3 separate regions of the Homo sapiens genome follow, and all the other regions are linked to region 3. The links are chromatin loops, found by intact Hi-C in ENCODE. Cell type or tissue: heart left ventricle. All regions are shown on one strand.

What was found. Hi-C counts contacts between places; a loop is a spot of excess contacts. Peaks named below come from ENCODE experiments on the same cell type or tissue, not always from the same donor. Only the 100,000 strongest peaks of a DNase experiment are listed, where the experiment ranks them.
Region 1: it touches region 3 in a loop (2.5-fold over the local background); 8 of 110 quality-filtered maps call a loop at or near these places.
Region 2: a loop joins it to region 3, with 9 times the contacts of the local background. A loop is called at or near these places in 95 of 110 quality-filtered maps.

What each region holds. Positions count from the first base shown.
Region 1 is chr10:63,818,931-63,821,430 of GRCh38, reverse strand. No RefSeq gene overlaps it. Among named protein-coding and RNA genes, the nearest start is that of REEP3, 300 kb to the right of the region's middle. In heart left ventricle, a CTCF peak has its summit at 1,465; a DNase peak (open chromatin) is centred at 1,490.
Region 2 is chr10:63,165,934-63,168,433 of GRCh38, reverse strand. It overlaps JMJD1C (jumonji domain containing 1C), which reads left to right. Exons shown (of 26, transcript NM_032776.3): 26 at 300-1,209. The coding sequence ends at 389. Among named protein-coding and RNA genes, the nearest start is that of NRBF2, 34 kb to the right of the region's middle. In heart left ventricle, a CTCF peak has its summit at 1,450 (motif pointing left); no DNase peak of the experiment used is centred here.
Region 3 is chr10:63,718,986-63,721,485 of GRCh38, reverse strand. No RefSeq gene overlaps it. Among named protein-coding and RNA genes, the nearest start is that of REEP3, 200 kb to the right of the region's middle. In heart left ventricle, a CTCF peak has its summit at 1,313 (motif pointing right); no DNase peak of the experiment used is centred here; H3K27ac peaks cover 734 bases.

The DNA of each region.
Region 1 (2,500 bases), 100 kb before region 3:
TACAGACGAGGTTTTGCAGTGTTGGCCAGGCTGGTCTTGAACTCCTGACCTCAGGTGATCCACCTGCGTTGGCCTCCCAAAGTGCTGGGATTACAGGCATGAGCCACCACGCATGACTTATAATCATGCTTTTTGATCACAGACAAAGATTGCATCCTTGCCTCTGGTGGAATTCCTTCTACCTGAAAAAACTTTTCTTTGGGCTACAGTTTTTCTAAGTATTTATCCTCGGCACACCTTACCTTGCTAAGCAGAAATGCTACATGGAAGTCATATTGTTGGCTGAGTTTTACTTTTATTAATTAATATTAATAAAATTAAAATTAATATTTTTGAGCCTTTTAAAAAAACTTTATTAGCAAATGCTTATTTGGGCTTAATTATTTGGCTCTTTGTTGTAGCAAAAGTCTCAATCAATTTTACAAGAAAAGATAAAAAGAAAAGCATGATTTCTAACCAAGTTTTACTACTGCATTTATTTTTATGAAATATTGCTTTTTAGTCACCTGTATTCTGGGGCAAAGGTAAGTTTTACATTATTTTTATTTACTTACACATTTTATTACATAGAAAACCAAAATTCAAGTAAGAAATCATATTGCTTGAGACAGGACAAAATGTTGGGGACAATGACATGCAACATATCTTGTACTTTTTCCAAAGAAAATCTTTTACTTAATAGTCAAACTCTACAGAAAACATCAAGAATAGAACAATCACACACCCAAATAGTGACAAAAGGATGCTAGCTATGTTCTGTTATTTTAGTTTTCAGCTGTTTCTTTTTTGAAAACATGGGGCTTTGTGCTCTTTAGGGAAAGGGGATCTATGAAAGGAACATTTGCCTTCTCTGTGTCCAGTCCTGGGGAAGGGGAGAGTTGCTGTCTGCAAATGCACTCACCACCATTGACTCAAACAGTTGAGAGAGAGAAGAGGATATATAGTAGAAATTAAAACTCTGCCTACTCCCCAACACCACATAATGCCTCAGGCACACATGAATCTATTGAGTAGTATCTGAAGACAAGACTTGTAGCAGGCATTTATCTTTGAAACAGATTTAAATAGATTTGTTTTTTAATCTACTTTAAAATGTGTACTGAGTAAACCTTAAATAGTAAATCTCAAAATAGGAAGAGAGGTCATTTACATTTAAGGAAACAGAATTGGTTAATTAGAGCTAAAAAAATTATAGCTCTGGGTATGCATTTTAATTTGGTTGGCTGTCAAGGGCATTGTTGTCCTGAGTAATTATGAAACAAACTCACATATACAGGAAATCATCATCTAGGGAGGGTTTTCTGCAGGTAGAATGACTATTAATAAAAATCTTCCTTTTTATCCTCGACTGTCCTCTGGCTGTCCCAACAGAATATCAAATTAAAGACAAATTTTTTTCTGGTACTTAACAAACATCATGTAGTTTTGGCAATGATGAAATCTACAGTACTTGGGAATAACAGTTGGGTCTGCCGGTAGGGGGAGTGCGAGCCAAGTTTAGCAATAGAGAGCTTCAGAAATGGGAATTTATGGGAGGATTCTAGGAGAAATGGGCTTGCAAATAGTATAATAAAATGAAGAGTAAAGCCAAAGTATTGATGGCAGGGCTTCTGTTGGTGCAAATGCATGGGCCCTATTGCCCAGAGAGAAATATCAGTAGCCTGTGGAAGTGACAGTAGAGTGTGGGCACAAGAGATTCCATTTAATGTGTGTATCATAATTTATTTAACCCTTTATTTCCATAAACACCCCATTTTTGTTAGTTTGATTTTTGTTTTTGTTTTGTTTTGCTAGCACACATCATGCTGGGATAGCTGTCCAAAATAAGAATTTCAGTTGATAAATAGGTTACTCATTTCTCCCACAGACCTATATTTCATAAACCCCTAAACCCCTTGGCTTATGACCCCACATATTATAGTATCTGATTAAACCTTGCAGATTTTGATAAGGATCTTTTGTTACCCAAATTGTCTAAGTTTCACTTTAAGTAATACTCATGCAGTATTTTTCACTAATTCATTAACTATAGTTCCCTTTCCCTTAGATACACTCGAACTTCAGTCCCATTTCCAAAAAAAAAAAAATTCCTCTTTCCCTCCACCAGATATCAGATCCTTCTATTTCCAAGAGAGGCCTTCAAAATTCTATACCAGCTTTTCTCCCAGTAAACAACAGGTCTTGGTCTCTTAAAATAGTTTAGTACATGAGGAAAGATGAGAATTATGCCAAATGCTACTTTTGAAAACATTCTTTTTGCAGAGTTGAGAAAACAGTTTTTAAAAATTGAGACTTTGTGAAGCGTTGTGGTATTTATTCATCTTTAGTCAAGCCATAGAGAGAAGCCCTTTAGAAGCAATGGCTTGGAGCCTCCAAAATCCCAAGGTTCAAATTCTAGTTTTGAATGTACTGACTAGGTGACTCTGAAAGAGTTACCTTAACTCTCTAAGCCCATGTCTTTATAAAATAGAGAAATAGTAATGACTTTTCAGAGCTGTTC
Region 2 (2,500 bases), 550 kb after region 3:
TAAGAGTTGGGTGTTCTAGGTCCTGTTCTTCAGGCTTTTTATATTCAGAAATATGATACATGTATAACAGCTTAGGCAGTCATTGCCTAGTTGGTCACATTAGGGTGACAACCAAAGATTAACACCAACATGTATTTAATTGTATGATTTATAGTGTCCCTTTTGGCTTAACACTTTCAAACATTTTTCTTATATTTGGCTTTCCTAGTTCCCTATTATTTTTTTAAATCTGGAAGTTGTCATTTTTTAATTAATTTCTGTCGAACTGAAGTGATTAGAAATATCAACATCTCTTTCAGGTTAAAAATATTTTGTATCATGCAGTCAAAGAAATGGTGAGAGCCTTGAAGATACACGAGGATGAAGTAGAGGATATGGAAGAAAATTAAGTGTGATCCAGTTTGATATTTTTAGGTTGTTGAACTGGGATTACTTAACCTTGAATGATGATATGTATGCACACTGACTTTAAGCTTCATAAAACCATCAGTGCCAAGAAATTCTCTTTGTAGTAATTACTTGTTACTGACACCACAGCAGTATAGCATATGTCACAGCTCCTGTGATTCAATGTTATAAAACAAGCAGAATTTTAAAAGCAGCACTATATAGCTGTTTTGTATTATAGTGTATATGATGTTTGTGAAAATGCCAGATTTAAAATGATGTATTTATTTTTGGTAAAAAATAAAAAATTCTATGCTATATTGTTGATCAAGTGTAAATGTGACCTTGTACAGTTTACTAAAATTACTGATATTTTTCACTACATTGAGACAGTTACTGTGAGAATAGGACACAAACACCAGCTATTGCCTGCATCTGGGAAATTGCTGAATCGCACAGCAGTCATGTCATAATCAGAAAATTACTGCCAAATAATTGTAAAATTTGTAAAGTATAAAGTATATAAAGTAGATACTAAATACAGACACTTCAATATTTTGTTGAAGCTATTGACTGTACAATTAAACATTTTCAAAAGGTGTAATTTATTTAAAATTGTCTCATTTTGGTAAAATTTATGTGAACTTTTAAAGCTAAATATTAAACTTAATATGCTATGTAAATATATACATATATACATTTAATGATGTATTTTTTTAAAACATTGGCTTGCTTTTGTTAAAGTGCAAGTGTTACATATGGCTTTGTACATTAAAGTTGAAAGGGGTTTTACATTTTCCATTAAAAGGACTTTATCAAAAATTGACTTTTTCCAGAGTACTCCCTCTGTTGACAAGCATGACACTGGGGGCAGAGAAGAGCCCGAAGTCAGTCATCCTGGGTATAAATATGAGTTCTGCCACTTACTGTATGACCTTAGAAAGTTATTTTAATTAATTTGAAGTCTTGGTTTTAATAGCTGGCTGCTATTGTCGGTTGGTTAAGGCTGACATATTCCCAACCCTTTAAGTTACTGGAAAGATGTAGCTCTCCACTGACACCTGCAGGATATTGAGAGGATAGCCTTTCTTCTCAACTGAAAGCATTCAGCTTAAAAGAAAAAAGTGGGAGTCCAAGTTGTGACACCTTGCAAGTTGCTTAGTTTATACTGTTTTTCCTTATGTCACCATCGTTTAGCTCCATGTAATCTGTTACAACACCCTCCACTTCAGGCAAGGTTCAGCCAGGAATGTGAGCAATTACATTTCATGTGAATTACCTACATGTGGCATTTCACATTAATTACCTATACTTATCATGGGATGGATAATGACTACTTGGCTAGAAAGAAAAATTGGCCTGAGGAATATTTCAGATGATTTTGTGAACCTTCTTTGGTGAGCTTTTGACTTTTTTAAATACCATTTTTCCAAATGTGCCTCAGCTGATAAAGTGGCTTTTGTCTAATGCTTTCATATGTTCCATCTGATTTAATTTTGATGTAAAATTAAGTGAAAGCCAAGGTGTTAATTCTGGAGTAGAGTACCACCTGCTGGTCCCCTAAAGCCTGCCAGGATCCCAAAGTCTGTGGTGATTGTTTTTCCTCAAAACCTTTTGCTTCTCTTGCTCTTGCATGAGCCACCTTTTAACCATATTTACAACTTATTCTGAATAGCTGAAGCTAACGAAGATAAAGCCAGGTAATGTGGCTTGTTTCAGTGCAAACCCACCTTAATGACAGTATTCTATCCGTAGTCTGAAGAATATTGTATCCATAGTCTGAATTCCATGCTGCTGACCTAATTAATTCCTTGTAAATCTGGGGTGAAGAGAGAGGACCATAATGCTTACATCCTTAATGACATTTGTAAGCTTTTTGGAAGGCTGGGGAGTTGATTGATTGCTGATTACTCCCTAATCACTGGAGCAGTTCCTCTGGCCTTTTTCTCTCCATCCTTTTGGTTGGGTCTGATGCGCCTCAGGAGTATGTCTGAGTATGTCAGCTCCCTCCAGACGGTGGTATGGTGTTATCTTAAATGTGTACAATAATTTGAGAAACAACAAAGAGCCTTTATAAAGGGAAAGTCGTGGTGAATACTTTACTTTAGTTCTT
Region 3 (2,500 bases):
CACACACACACACACACAATTAGCCAGGTATGGTGCATATTCCTGTAGTCCCAGTTGCTCCGGAGACTGAGATTGAGGATCACTTGAGCCCAGGAGGTTAAGGCTGCAGTGAGGCAACAGAGTGAAACCATGTATTAAAAATAAGAAACCATGTATTAAAAATAAGAAACAAACAAACAAGGACTCTTGTTACAGCTGAATGTGAGCCAAAAGCTATGAAATCTACCAGAGATTGAAGTTACAGAGCACAGAAGGGAGATTTAGCATAGTATGGTTGAAAGCAACCAAGGGAGAAAAAGTTGTTTCCCATTTGTACCTCTCAGAATTTAGCCTTGGGCTAAACTCATGTTATGAAGCAGTTACCCAAATCAGGCAAAACATTACTATTTAATAAAGCTTGATGGTGGGTGTAGTCACCAGCCTTCAAGATGGCCCCAAGGATCCCCACCTACTGTTATTCACAAGCTTCTGTAATTCTCTGCCACACAAGGGGACCAGGGCTGGTTTGGTTGATCAATAACATATGAGAGTAAGATTAGATTATTTTAAAAGACTGTGGCTTCCTCTCTGTCTCTCACTCTCTTCCCCTCTCCTCTTGCTCTAGGGGAAGCACGTCCTGTGAAGAGTCCCACATGTCAAGGAACTGAGCTTCTAGCCGACAGCAAGCAAGAAACCAAAACCTGCTAACACGGGTGAGTCTGGAAGCAGATTCTCCAGCTCCAGTTGAGCTTTGAGATGACTGCAGCTTCATCTCACACTTGACTTACCTTGCGAGATACCCTTAGCCAGAACCACCCAGCTAAACCACTCTCTGCTTCCTGACCCTCAGAAATAGTGTGAGATAAATTTTTGCTGTTTAAGCTGCTACATTTTGAGGCGATTTATCCCACAGCAGTAGATAACTATTATAGTGTACACATAAATACTTGATATACAAAAAAAACTCATAATAATTTAAATATATAGCACAAAGTTTTCCCCCACGTTTACCATCTTGAAGCTAAAGTAACAAGAGCTCTTAGGGGTGAGGACATTCAGAGAATTTAGAAACTATCCCTGACTTGGATGAAAGATTCTTATATTCCCCTGAGAGCACACTCATAAAATAAACCAGGATTTAGAAATAAGAAATGCCATGAAATTAGTTCCTCTGAACTCAAATTATTGGAATAATCTATAAAATCAAAGGTCGCTGGTATAGGAGTCAAAGAGTGCCACCTGGGAGTGCCGCTTAATATTGCCATAGATACGGCAGGTAGCTACCAAAACAGATTCAAAAAGCAACACTCCTGCAATGCTCCTGACTGACACTAGATGGCGGTAAAGTTTTATCATGCAGTTAAATTTCAATTAGTCTGGCCAGGGTTAAAATAATTTAATGAGCATAAGGCGAAAAAATTAAAAGAACCCTTACTTAATTACTTAGTAAATACTATTTTTGAATTATTATTTCTAAGCTGGAATTAAAATTGAGTTGCTTATACTGATCTGTGACCTGAAACCATTTTTGAAAGGAGGTGGGTTAAAGTGTATTCATTATTCATTTTATAAAAATGAATAGTTTAATAATTGTAATCACTGCAGTATTAGCATCCATTCAGCTATTCCTCATCTGAAATTTGAGATGGTTTCAGCAGAATTGAGGCCCAGTTTACTTTTGAAAGATTGGTATTTATAAATAAGACTAGGAAAGTACTCGAATAATTGCAGGGCATTTTTCATTTCTCTCCTTCAAATTATTCCCTATTATAAGAGGTTGTCTGGCTTAATAATTAATAGCACAGACCTAGAACCAGACTGTGTAAGCTTAAATCCTAGCCCTACTTTAGATTATACCTCATGATCTACCTTATGAATGAGTCACAAATGAATTCATACACATAAAGTACTAGAAACAATACTTTTTCTTTAGAGATTCTATTTAAATATTAACCATTATTATCACTTCACATAAGTTCCCTGAGTCTGAGATAGAGCATGCTATGGAAATATACAGTAAAAACTGAAGCATGAAATCTAGGTCAATTTCCCAATGTCACACAATCAGCAGAATCAAAGTCCACAGATAAAAACAGACGAACACTACCACTTGGAATTGCCCTTTGCTATTGACATAGAGGGTCTGCTTCCAAAAACGACGAGTAAACTAGGAGTAGAACACAAACCTTCCAAATCACAAGCCAGTGACCTGTCCACTGCACCATGACAAACCAGGCTGATTTATTGACTGAAGAAACTCCTAAAAGACAAGTATTTGACAATATTGGCTGCTAGTTAAATGGCAGGTGAAATTCTAAAGTATTAACAGACACTTCTGTCCATTTACTGCATTCTGTTTATCACTTCATGAGGTTCTGCCTTAATTGCCTCAGAGAAGGGAGGATACAACATAATCCAGAAAACAGAATCTTCCTAAAGCTTAGGCCCCAGAAATGAGATAAAAGGTGTAGAAGGAAACCTGCCCTGTTAGGACAGAGCTTCCTCTGCTCCCAAGACTCAG